3 separate regions of the Homo sapiens genome follow, and all the other regions are linked to region 1. A link is a contact called in ENCODE Hi-C or POLR2A ChIA-PET data. All regions are on one chromosome and are shown on one strand. The core of a region is the stretch at or near the end of the contact, and the rest is flanking DNA. Distances in the headings are between cores, read along the strand shown. Region 1 overlaps LOC105377956 (a long non-coding RNA gene). Region 2 has its middle 16 kb from the start of RFPL4B. Region 3 holds the start of LINC02541 (long intergenic non-protein coding RNA 2541).

What was found. Hi-C counts contacts between places; a loop is a spot of excess contacts on that map. ChIA-PET counts read pairs that join two places held with the same protein, here RNA polymerase II (POLR2A). Pooled maps may share reads with other maps.
Region 2: a loop to region 1 is called in a map of endothelial cell of umbilical vein, with 3 times the contacts of the local background. The contact joins two enhancer-like sites. A Hi-C loop is called at or near these places in 2 of 168 maps with a recorded cell type or tissue (IMR-90 and endothelial cell of umbilical vein) and 2 of 50 pooled maps.
Region 3: a map of mammary epithelial cell shows a loop between it and region 1 (7-fold over the local background). The contact joins the promoter of LINC02541 here to the enhancer-like site in region 1. A Hi-C loop is called at or near these places in 5 of 168 maps with a recorded cell type or tissue (Calu3, PC-9, chondrocyte and 2 more) and 3 of 50 pooled maps. POLR2A ChIA-PET finds 5 or more read pairs at or near these places in 2 of 52 experiments (A549 and PC-9).

Annotation. Positions count from the first base shown.
Region 1 is chr6:113,118,581-113,122,671 of GRCh38, reverse strand. LOC105377956 (a long non-coding RNA gene) reads left to right here. Exons shown (of 4, transcript XR_942894.1): 4 at 417-550. Among named protein-coding and RNA genes, the nearest start is that of LINC02518, 310 kb to the left of the region's middle. Within about 2 kb of position 1,916, at least 7 of the 41 ENCODE cell types and tissues checked have a DNase peak (open chromatin) inside an H3K27ac peak, as active enhancers do; they include PC-9, endothelial cell of umbilical vein and mammary epithelial cell, where a contact is called at or near this core.
Region 2 is chr6:112,328,827-112,332,917 of GRCh38, reverse strand. No RefSeq gene overlaps it. Among named protein-coding and RNA genes, the nearest start is that of RFPL4B, 16 kb to the left of the region's middle. RefSeq lists an enhancer at 3,678-4,091. Within about 2 kb of position 2,202, at least 2 of the 41 ENCODE cell types and tissues checked have a DNase peak (open chromatin) inside an H3K27ac peak, as active enhancers do.
Region 3 is chr6:113,648,378-113,652,468 of GRCh38, reverse strand. It overlaps LINC02541 (long intergenic non-protein coding RNA 2541), which reads left to right and starts at 2,394. Exons shown (of 3, transcript NR_125844.1): 1 at 2,394-2,454.

The sequences.
Region 1 (4,091 bases), core at 667-3,166:
AACAAAAAGATGAGGAGTGTTCCACATTTGCTGTCTTTCTTTACTTCATTGTTAGTCCAACCTCAACTCACTGAAATCTAGACCCTTCCCTCATTTCATTTAAGCTGCTCATACAATCTCATTACTGGCCTCTTTACGGTACCTTTTCCAGTTTTCATCTTATTTGACTTCTCAGTGGCATTGACAGCACAACAAATGACTACATTTTCCTTGCTGGAATTTTGCCCATTAGGTCTCAGAAAAACCATTCAGTCTAGGTTTTCCTCCTAATTTGCTAGGTATTGCTTCTCAGGTTTGGATAGTCATATTTTTCCAAGCATTCCTTAAATACTGTTCCTTCCCTACCCCCAGAGTTCAATCCTGGGTCTTTATTTGCCCTCATCCTGTTAACTCTTTCTGTGAATTTGTCCTTACAGTTGGCTTTCACTGACACTGAAAGGGATGATGACTAAAGCAATTGAAATTTCAAGCCCAGGATTCCTTCCTGAGCCATTGGGGCATGCTGGAGTCCCACAGTACCAGAAGTACCTCTTGGCTGACCCCTCCAGCTTCTAGGAGGTAATTATTAAAGTTCTGACTCCAACTGGCCTGGTCTAACTCTTCACGGTTTGCTATTTTCTTTTTCCTTCTCAATTTTGTGTGACTTAAAAATAAAACTTTTATTTAACTTAATAAATCTATCAATATTATAATTTTAAATTCTATTTTATAAATATCAGAAAATATAAAGATTTCATTGAATTACCATGAGCAAAGATTATAACAATATAATGTAACACTTATTTTATTGTTTTCAAATAATATTTTCATATTTAGTCATTAAATCCACACAACCAACACGTAACTTTATTATTATTGTTTACTGTAGGGAATTTAGGCTTCTAGAGGTTTGGAGTCTTGCCCATGATCACACACTAGTAAGTGACAGAACAAGAAGCTGAAATATTAGAAAAAATTACATATCCTCACATAAATATTTTATGGTCTTTAACTGTCACCAATCACAAAGTCGTGCTCCAGGGTTGAGAGTTGTTTTTCTCAAAGATGCTACAAAGAAGGAAACATTTAGTTTCTTATTCCTTGCTGACTTTTATTTTTTTGATAGAAGAAATAATTTAGTCCTAAAGCATTAGAAAAAATGAAAAATTAAAGAGGGAAATGAAAGACCATGAATCACCTACAAAGTGAGTTTTATATTCTACATAGTCAAGAGTTAATAGCATATGTATGCTTTCTTTTGCATGAGAGTGAACAAATTACAAGCTGGACAAGATGTATCAAAATTCAAAAATAAATCTTAATTTTTTATAAAGGATTTAAAAGCTACTTCTGCAAGATTCAGACAAATTGCTTGTCCTCAGTGCATTTTGCTCAGTTCTCTCATATGGTGATGGCCTTTTGACATTGGCTTTAAGGGCCTTTGCTGATCTTACCACTCGTTCCATATGTTTAAACAAAGCATGTGGTTTTGCCAGCATCCTGCCACAGACAGGGAAACATAATCTCTGAATGAGGCAGGAGCCCAGAGCCCAGAAGATCTTCAGTTATGCTGGGACGAGACTCCCGTCTAGCAATGAGGGGCAGTAACATTCCTCCCTGGCGCCTGCTGAAACAAATTTCAAGAATGGTAACAGTCTTGTTTTAAGGTTTTAAAACTATCAGTCTGGGATCAGCAGCCTTTTCTAAGAAGCTGTGGATGCCAAATTCCAGCTGTCACAACTTGCTTCTGTGAGAACCTCTGCTCAGTTGGTCAGAGACTTGGAAGACGAACCTCGTTAAGACTGTGAGCCACAGCTCTTTTCAGACAGACCAAACCCAAACCACAAATCGCCCTCTTGAAAACCCCAGCCTTTCCTTCTTGGTTTGGAATACAGGGTTAACACAAGGTTATCTGTAGGTTAGATGTGAGCACCCAAACAAAATATTTAGCCAACTATATGACTAGTTTGTGGTTTCAGGTTTTTATTTCAAAATATTTGCAGCCCATTAATCACTATCATGAAAGAGTCTTCATCAAGGAGTTCACACTCAGTTCATTTATTAGGCTACAGAATCAGTATTTATATACTTGTATCACAAAGAGAAAAAAATAATTGACCAAATTGAATCAGAAACATGTCTAGGATTTGAGGCCTTCAAGCAACATTTTTTTCTCTTTACAAGATTTTCAGTTATCCAATCGTGACTGCAGAGTGGGTGACATTGGTTCTCTTAGGGAAGGAAAGGTAAGGTTTCAGCTCCACATGCGCTTTCTCAAGACCAGAACCATGACTAATGAATTGCTCAACAGGAAAAATAGCTGATCTTCAAAGAGTTGAGAATGTGTAGCTGTAGTGAATATTACACATAAATAATGTTTATTGGACTTGAGTGATCTCTCATTACACTCCTTAAAAAGAATTTCCTGAATTATTTTTATGGGCAATTAAGTCATAGTTAACAATAATTAAATGCTTAATATGTGAGGGCACTATTTTGAGTCTTTTACTTGCATTAATGCATTTAATTCTCACAATACTACTTTGTGGTTGCTATTTGCATTATGCCTATTATATCGATAAATACTAGCCTAGAAAAGTTAAATAACTTGCCCAAGATCTCATAGCTAGAAGGTAGAAGGACCAGAATTTATCTTTGATGTTATAATTTAAGCAATAGATGGAAGGTCATGTTTTCTACTGTGGAACTTACTGTGTCTTTTGGCTTCTCCTCCAAAATGTGTAGGGGGCTACCTACACAATAGGTGTCTGCCTATGAAATAATAGTACGATTGGATTTTTGGTGATGTGGCTTCTTCCATTAGTACAGTTTGTCACTTTTAGTAAGTCAAGTGCAGTGTTGATACTCTGGGTCAGTGTTTTCTTTGGACCACTGGGGTAGGAATTAGAAGCCCTCAGTAACAGATTCACCTCTGCCATCAACAAACTCTATATCCTTAACTAGTCTTTTAACCATTTTGAGCCTCTGTGTCTCCTCTCTACCTGAAGGTAATAAGTCTTGCCCTGTCCCGGCCAAAGAACAGAATCCCGGACATATCAGTGACAAGAAGTTTGTTAAAGTAATATGTCCATAAAAATATTATATGGATATATGTTGTTATTAATTTTTTATTAAATAAACACCAAGCAACCTTAAAGCCATGGGAGTGAGTTAAACAAAAAGTTTAAGTAGCTATTTCTTATACGGCAGGAAATTTTGCCAAATGTCATTGTGTTTAATTTTGTTGAAGTACTACTTATCTATTTTTGCTTTAGTGCTTTTGGTGCTGTATCTAAAAACTCATTACCAAACAAAAAGTAACCTAGATTTTCTCCTAGATTTTCTCCTAGAATTTTATAGTTTTGAATTGTACATTTAGGTCTATGATTTAGTTAGAGTAAATTTTTTTGAAAGGTGTACAATGTGTGTTTATTTACTTATTTTTTTTTTTTTGTTTAACTTTTATTGTAAGTTCAAAGGTACAGATGCAGGTTGGTTATATAGGTAAATTGTTTGTCCAGGTGTTTGGTGTACAGAAGGTTTCATTCCCCGGGTAATAAGCCTAGTACCTGATAGGTAATTTTTCAATCCTCTCCATCCTCTCATCCTCCACCCTCAAGTAGGGCCCAGTGTCTGTTGTTCCTTTCTTTGTGTCCATGTATACTCAATGTTCAGCTCCCACCTACAAGTGAGAACATTTGGAATTTGGTTTTCTGTTTCTGTGTTAGTTCACTTAAGATAATGGCCTCCAGCTTCATTCATGCTGCCGCAAAATACATGATTTCATTCTTTTTTATGGTTGTGTAGTATTTCATGGTGGATATGTACCACATTTTCTTTATCCAGTTCACTGTTGATGAGCATGTAGGTTAATTCCATGACTTTGCTATTGTGAATAGTGCTGTGATGAGCATATGCATACATGTGTTTCTGTGGTAGTACAATTTATATTCCTTTGAGTCTATACCCAATAAAAGTATTGCTAGGTCAAACGGTACTTGGTTTAAGTTCTTTGAGAAATCATCACACTGGTTTTACACTAGCTGAACAAATTAACATTCACATCAGCAGTGTGTAAGCATTGTCTTTTCTCCATAACCTTGCCAGAATCT
Region 2 (4,091 bases), core at 953-3,452, 790 kb after region 1:
CCATGGTGATTTCATCCCTGGGTTCATAAAGCAATATCGGTAAGAGATTGAAACCAAAGGTCTCCAAACCCTGAAGCTTGTATCAGTCTAATTATGGAAGTATTTAGAGATGTCAGCTTTTGGGATAACCATTCATCATCCTGCCAGCCACCCATTCTGTGCTACAATAATTTTCAAGGCCTTCCTATATACCAAAAACACTGATGGGTGCTAAAGGTATAAAATGAATGTCACTGACTTTGACTCAAGAAATTCACTCTAGACTGGTAACCCAACTAACCCTAATAGAGTAGGTAGTTGCCTGACTCCGGATGTTGGGGGATGAGGAAGATGGACACTTGAATCATGAGGAAAGAGCCTCTAATTGTGCTGGAGTCATGGGTAAGGAATCCTTTGTTTACAACTCCCATGTGGAATATTCCATACACTACATAAGAGTAATTAGCACATGTGTCTTCTATTTCCTGCTGGGTCACATTCTCCTTACAAACCAGGAGGCCACATTCTACTCCTCCATGTCTCGCCTGCATTGCCCCGCACAATGCCCAGCATAGCATCACTAAAATTTCCATTGGAATGACTTCAATTACAGAATGCTTTTGAGAAAAAAAAAAATGAAACTTCAAGTACAAGTGGAACGAAAGAGTAAGCAATGGACAGAGAGGTTAGTCTTTCAAAGATATCAAAGAATTAGGGCCGAATTTTTAGGTTACTGATCTTGCCAAGGAACTGCTGAAGATGAGCCTTTTGCACCCATGTGCTGACTGCCAGATGTTCAAAAATGGTGACCCAACAAAAGAATAAAATGGTCAAATTTGCAATGAGGATTCTTTTTTAAAAAAAAGTAAATTTCCTTCAAACTACTTTTGATATTGTTAAAAGAGGCTCCAAAGACTTACTTTAAAATCATGTTCAAAAACTCCCATATATGAGCAGGTCCAATACCCTGGGCAATCTGACCTATTAAAACACAAAGATTCTCCACTGGCTCATATAACCATGGAACTTTTTTTTCAAATTTATGAATCAAGGCTTTAGTGTGAATAGACAGTGAGGGAATTTTTTCTGAATAGCCTCCCTATAATCATGGTTCATGACATTTTATAATGCAATTATTGTGGGACGTATCATAACATAATTGAGATTCTAGAAATGGGGATGGGAGGGAATAGAAGGGACACAGTTACTCAAGAAAATGCAAATGCCATTTTACTTGCAAATTAAATGTAAAATCTAATGAAGTGGGTGTAGAAATTGATTGAAAAATTAATTGAGAGAAACAAATTTGGAATATGTCTGTAAGGAACATCTGTAAGTAATTCTGCTCTGACACACCTCTTCAGAGAATCAAGTGCTTCCTGTTAGCTAAAACTTGAATGGAAGCCAGGCTAACGATAGATCTTTAGAACGTGTCAAAATAGTCCAATTTATACCCTGAAGCCAATTGGCGAACTCATAGACTTGCCTGGACTTGAACAAGCAACAGGGAATTTTCCAGTGCGAGCTCCAAATCAATATTTAGCCCAGAATTTGTTTGTTTGTTTAACATTTGCCTCCTTTTCTTTCTGTCATTCTCTGTCTCTCATTGATGATAACTTTTAAAAATAAGCTGGACATGTCAAGACATTTTGTCTTTAAATACTTCAGCATGTAGCACCTAAGAAAAAAGGCATTCTCCTTTATAATCACACTATCACAATTAAGAATTAAGCTCCAAGTTTCTACATTCTATTTGCTTGTCATGTCCCTTAAATCTCATTTACTTTAGAACAGCCAGCACAAGCACCACTTTTTTTTTTTTTAAGGTTTCCGGGACACTGACATTGTGATGAGTCCATGTCACTTGACATGTAGAATCCCCTCCCCCCACACCACCACCAATCTGTTTTTGTCTGACTGTGGGTCAGACTTTTGAGAAGTCGATCACACTGGTGTTTTACTATTCATCTGTATCTTTGAATGAGAGATAATTGTTTTTAAAAAAATTAAATGAGTTGGCCTTGTTAGATATTAAAAGTGTCAAAGAGAGGAAGAGGTAAGGAACTGTTGATTTGTTTTAGTGCCAGATTCTTCAGATTAGATTCAGATGGTATATTCATGAGGTGTGTGTGAATCTTGAAATTTCTGAGCATGTTTTTCAATGATTCATCTAGCCTTTGGAGATTTACTCAAAAACTCCCTTTTCTTCCTCCACTGAGAGATTTTTGAACTTGAGAATTTAGAAAGTGATTGTTCATTATCCAAATCCTTTTAGGAGAAAAAAAAAAGAGTGGGTGGCACTCTAAAGGAAGAATTTTAGTTGCTGGGATAAGAGACAAAATTTATGACTTTCCCACTGATTCCTCAGCCAATATTGCCCCTCCCCAGTACCCACTTCTCCAGAGATTAAAACATGCTTGAATTGGAGTAGGCATTTCCTTCCTTCTATTCAGTGCCAGTTCTCAGAGGAAAACATTCATTTTGCTCTTTGATTCCTGTAGCCCAGAGACAGCAATGAAAGGACCTGCTGCTTCCTGGAGTATAAGGATTTCATCTGGGGGGCTGCAGGGCAGGAAAGAGAGTTTAAAGGGTGTGTGCATCAGCGTGGGTGTGAATGATTTCCCCCAGGGCCAGTTAGCTGGCCTGGAGCCCAGAGTATGCCATTCATCCACCTTAAATTGCACCACACAGCAGAGATGGTTGAGGGAGAAGTCACTCAATGGCAGTGCCACTTGCTGCCAGTTTTCATTGTGTCTCTTTGATATGGAATGTCCTAGAAACTGATGCAGTTTTCTACTTCTTCCCAGAGGGGGAGTAAAAGATGCATGGTGTAGTGGGTGAATAAACTGTAAATGAAATAAACCAAAATGAGAATAGTGAAGCCAAGAGTTGAATCTCCTCTCATGGTACTGTGGTCCTACAAATGTAAAGATGCTTGAGTCTTTTGTCGTAAGTCCTATTTCTAAGCAATGAGGAGATGGCAAAAATAAACGATCTCTTGATACAGATATGGAATGTATTCAAATATCTGATGTTCAAAATGTAGACCCAACTTGATCCATTTTGATCTGAGAATGTTTACTTCTACCATTCAGCCTCAGGTTACAAGAAAAATAAACATGAAATCAAGTATGTAAATAAATCTGGCTGTGCTCCTTGCAACTTGAAATCAGTGTCTTTGACTGTTTCTAATTAAGGAAATAAGAGTTGAAAGCACTGGGGTTTTGTGGGGTTTTTGTTGTTGTCATTATTATTTGACACAAAGAGAAAATTTTGATCAGCCCACATGGTGGATTTGTCCAAATGTTGTGGGAAGTCAGGGACCCTGAACAGAGGGACGGGCTGAAGCCATGGCAGAAGAACATAAGTTGTGAAGATTTCATGGACATTTATTAGTTCCCCAAATTAATACTTTTATAATTTCTTACACCTGTCTTTACTGCAATCTCTGAACATAAATTGTGAAGATTTCATGGACATTTTTCACTTCCCCAATCAATTCTCTAATTTCCTATGCCTGTCTTTACTTTAATCTCTTAATCCCATCATCTTCGTAAACTGAGGATGCATGTCACCTCAGGATCCTGTGATGATTGCATTATCTGCACAAATTGCTTGTACAGCATGTGTGTTTGAACAATATGAAATCTGGGCATCCAAAAGGAACAGGATAGCTGTGATTTTCAGGGAACAAGGGAGGTAACCATTGGGCCTGACTGCCTGTGGGGCCAGACAGAACAGAGTCATATTTCTCTTCTTACAAAAGTGAATAGGAGAAATATTGCTGAATTCTTTTTCTCAGCAAGGAACAGCCCTGAGAAAGAGAATGCATTCCCAGGGATAGGTCTCTAAAATGGCCACTCTGGGAGTGTCTGCTTTATGCAGTTGTAGATAAGGAATGAAACACGCCCTAGTCTTCTGCAGCACCCCCAGGCTTGCTAGGATTAGGAAATTCCAGCCTGGTGAATTCTAGTCAGACCGGTTCTCTGCTCTTGAACCTTGTTTCCTGCTAAGATGTTTATCAATGACAATGTGTGCCCAACAGGACATGGACCTTCATTAGCAATTCTAGTTTTGCCCTGACCTTGTGATCTCGCTCTGACCTTCTGCCT
Region 3 (4,091 bases), core at 1,145-3,644, 530 kb before region 1:
CTAATTTTGTAATTTTAGTAGAGAGACGGGGTTTCTCCATGTTGGTTGGGCTGGTCTCGAACTCCTGACCTCAGGTGATCTTCCTGCCTCAGCCTCCCAAAGTGCTGGGATTACAGGCATGAGCCACTGTGCCCAGCCTCAGTAAACTTTTTTATTGTTTCTTTAAATTTGTCTTATTTTGAAGAATGGCAAAATTATAAATCACATTAATATTAGGTTCAGAAATACCACAAAGATAAGTAAACCAGACATTGTAATTTATCCAAGTGTCTCCGTGTAGACCTGTTGTTACTTAATTTACCTGCTCACATGATCAAAGAGAGGCTGATAGTTTAGTTTAGGTGTGGCTTAGAAGATTCTGTGAAAGAAGTGAAACTCAGCCTAGCATGTTTGGGTGACTGAGTGCTCTATTTTTAAGGAACTAGAGGTTTTGTTCTCATGGAGCTTGGGGTCTTTATGTGAAGGAGGTTTTTTAAAGGGTTAATTAACTATTTGCTGTTTGGCATCTCAAAGATTTCCCCATACAATAAAATGCTTCCAAGTCACAACCCTCATATTTACATACATTTCTGGTATGAATATCCACAAACACAACAAACGTATAAAGTGGTTTGAAATACCCAATTAAAAAAAAAAAAATATATATATATATATATATATTTTTTTTTTCGAGATGGATTCTCGCTCTGTCCCCCAGGCTGGAGTTCAGTGGTGTGATCTTGGCTCACGGCAACCTCCGCCTCCTGGGTTCAGGTGATTCTCCTGCCTCAGCCTCCCAAGTAGCTGGGATTACAGGCATGTGCCACCACACCAGGCTAATTTCTGAATTTTTAGTAGAGACAGGGTTTCGCAATGTTGGCCAGGCTGGTCTCGAATCCCTGACCTCAGGTGATCTGCCAGCTTGGCCTCCCAAAGTGCTAGGATTACAGGCATGAGCCACCACACCCGGCCAAAATACCAAATTAAAATTTTAAAAACAAGGTAACAATGGAAGTGTTAGTCCATTTCAGGGGCTGATGCGCAAGTTAATTCTTGCCCTCTCCTCTTCTCTGTGGCTCTCCTCAGCTGGCTAGTGGCGGAGGCAGCTGTGTTATTTATATTCTGTGGCTGTCAGAGGCCTGCTCCGTGCTCCTCAACCCATGTGGTACCCCGATGACTTGGCCACAGTCCAGTTGTCACAGGATTCCACAGCAGCCTGATCCTTCTTGCACCAGTGGCAGGCCAGCCTGGGCTCCTTTGCCCCTCCACTTTGCCTGTGTGTACCTCAGATGTGCAGAAGCAGAACCTATTTTTCTATCTTGTATTTTAAGCTCTAACTCTAAACTACTACACAGCTCAAGACTAAGTAGGGCATTGTTAAATTCTGGATAGTGGTCTACAGATTTTGAGTGGCATTTAAAAAATACACTTTTAGCCCTAAATCTTGAAGTATCTCTGTCAGTCTGGGTCCTCTAAAAAGGACCCAGTCAAAATGGGATTAGATGAGCAAGAGATTTATTAGGAAAAACGGGCAGGGAGCATGAGGTGTCGGGGATGGCCTTCAGCCCCTGATGCGGGTCTGAGAAAGGAGAGCAAGAAGGAAGGACGGAGTTGGGAGGAGCCTCAGACCACAGTGCAGCTCTAAGAATGTCTCTGCCAGGCCAGTGAGGATCCCCCGGCTCCAAGACCTGAAGCTTCTCATTAGAGGAGTTCTGTGTCAGGCAGAGGTGGCCTGGTCCTATTATCCCCACTGCACTATGCCATTATCTGGGAGCAGCCCGTGGAAAGTAGCATCTGGTTTGAACGCTGCAACCAGCTTAAAGGTGGGGCATCAGAAGGCTGTTAGTCAGCTCTCTTCTCTGCTGCGGGTCCTCTGGAAGGAAGATTTGAATGGGGCACCTCCATGGTCACCACAGTACCCACAGGTGTACCCTTATATCCTAGGACCCTTGGCCTCACTCCGTCTGTTCTACTCCCCTCTCTAGACCAACTCATGGCAACGTGTAAAAGGAGGTGACTCATTCCCTTCCTAGGTTCTCAGTCCCCACAGAGAAAGTTTGGATAGGGAAGTTACACCTCTGGAGGCTCACCTTTGTTTGCCGCTATTTCCTAGCCAATAAAACCATTGCTTATTAAATCCTAATTCCACAGACATTTCAGTGCTGAAATTCCCTGCACTGAGTTAAATACAGAGGACGCAAGATAAATAAGAAACGTAAATGGGCTCATATCCTATAGAGGGTTATGTACACTTTAGCAGAAATTTTAATAATTTGATAAGAAGAGAAATAGACTGGATCAGAAGAGGACTCTCCTGACCAGCCTGGGAAAAGTCTGAGCAGAGTCTGCAGGGGCAAATACAACTTACTCAGACAAAAAAGGCTGTCAGCAGCAAGTCTAGGCAGAAGCCAGGAGGAGTTAGGAACAGACTATAAGAAATGGTTGGTCTGGAGGAAAAAGGGTAAAACTTATGAGGTAAGCAGTATACAAATTTATGCTTGCAAATTTCTTTTTTCTTTTTCCTTCCTATTCAAAGGTCAATGCTTCGAAACTTGTACTTAGTTTTGTCAATAGTGTCTCATGTGCATTTTCTGAGTGTGAAGAGGATTTGGGTAGGCAAGACTAGAGAACAGCAGGAAGTCATTGCCTATTAAATTTTTATTTCCAGCCATTCACTGATGTATTGGTAAGAGGACAGGAGTCCTGGGGAAAGACTGCCTCATTTACACTCCAAAGACTTGGGTTCTGATCTCCATGTCGTGGCTTATCATAGTGTAAGCCAGTTATGTACCTCTAGAAATGGAAGTTTCTGCTGTTTATAAACTGGAAATAATGATACATGTCCTGACTCCTATTGGGTTGTTGCAAAGGAATCAATTGAAATAAGACAAGACTTTCTGAAGGCACTTTGCCAACTTTCAGAACTGTAAAGATTAAGGGACTGCTACTATGTGCTGCTCAGGAAATAACAGGCACCTGGGAAAACCCACGAAGTAAGGTTTTGTAAGAAGTTGCTCTGCTCCCTGGGAGAAAACGCGGAGCTCAACACTGCCAAGAGGAACAAGTCTGGGAAATTACGACATGAGGTAAAGCAAATAGGGCTTTTCGTTTTGTTTTTGGATACCACAATTTCTTACATGTCGTTCTTATTGTTTACCCTTCCTCACCATTGGTGGTTTTGAAATGAAAGGAAATTGGGTTAGAGAGTATTAATAAAGCAAGGGAGATGGCTAAAATTTACTTGATGTAAAAATAAACCGAACCACTTTAGTGTGGGGAGAATCAAATACTACACATTCATTATGTGGAAAACAAATTCATCTTTGTGGTGAATCAGAAAACTTTTCTACTTTCATGGAACACTATCGGCTCCCCATCCTCTCACACTCCCTGGGAGAAATAGTAGTACATGATCAGATAAATATAACTTGCCCTAATGCTTCTCTGCTGAAAGATTTTAAAAAATCCCTCTCTTATTAGCTTTACTTTGTTGATGGTTTGCTGGACTCGCTATGAGAAGACCACTGAGAATATTATCAATCTACTCAATACTGATGAGAACCAGAGGCCACAGGCATTCTTATCAACATGTGTGTAAGGTCATGGAAAGTCTCCATGTCAACAGTCCTGCTAAAGTGGCCACTCCTGGAGTAGCAGTAATCTCCTAAATTGTCTATTCTCTAAGCATTTTTTAATAGAGAAATCAGCAGGAATATTTATATGAGTTCACCCAACTGGTTGATGCATACAAGGAAATTGCTGATAGCAATGTTAATTACTTTTTCTTGAATACTCATTCACAGGACAGGTTGATCTTTGCCATTTTACACAAACAAAAAATGAAATGACATCTTTTAGCCTATCATATAGGCTGTAAAAGATATTTTGGAAAATAATTTTCAAAAAAAGTGGGTGGACGACACTAGGGATTGACTCACTTAATATAAACAACAACCACTTCTGACTTGTCTTATTGAATTTTAGAGTATGGAAAGCTAACAATGTAATTCTCCCAAAGCTCTTGCAGTTTGAATTTGAGGAGTAAACTGGGCTCCATCATGCAAAGGCAAATATTAATTTTCTATTGCTGCACGCTCAGATTAAGCAACTTA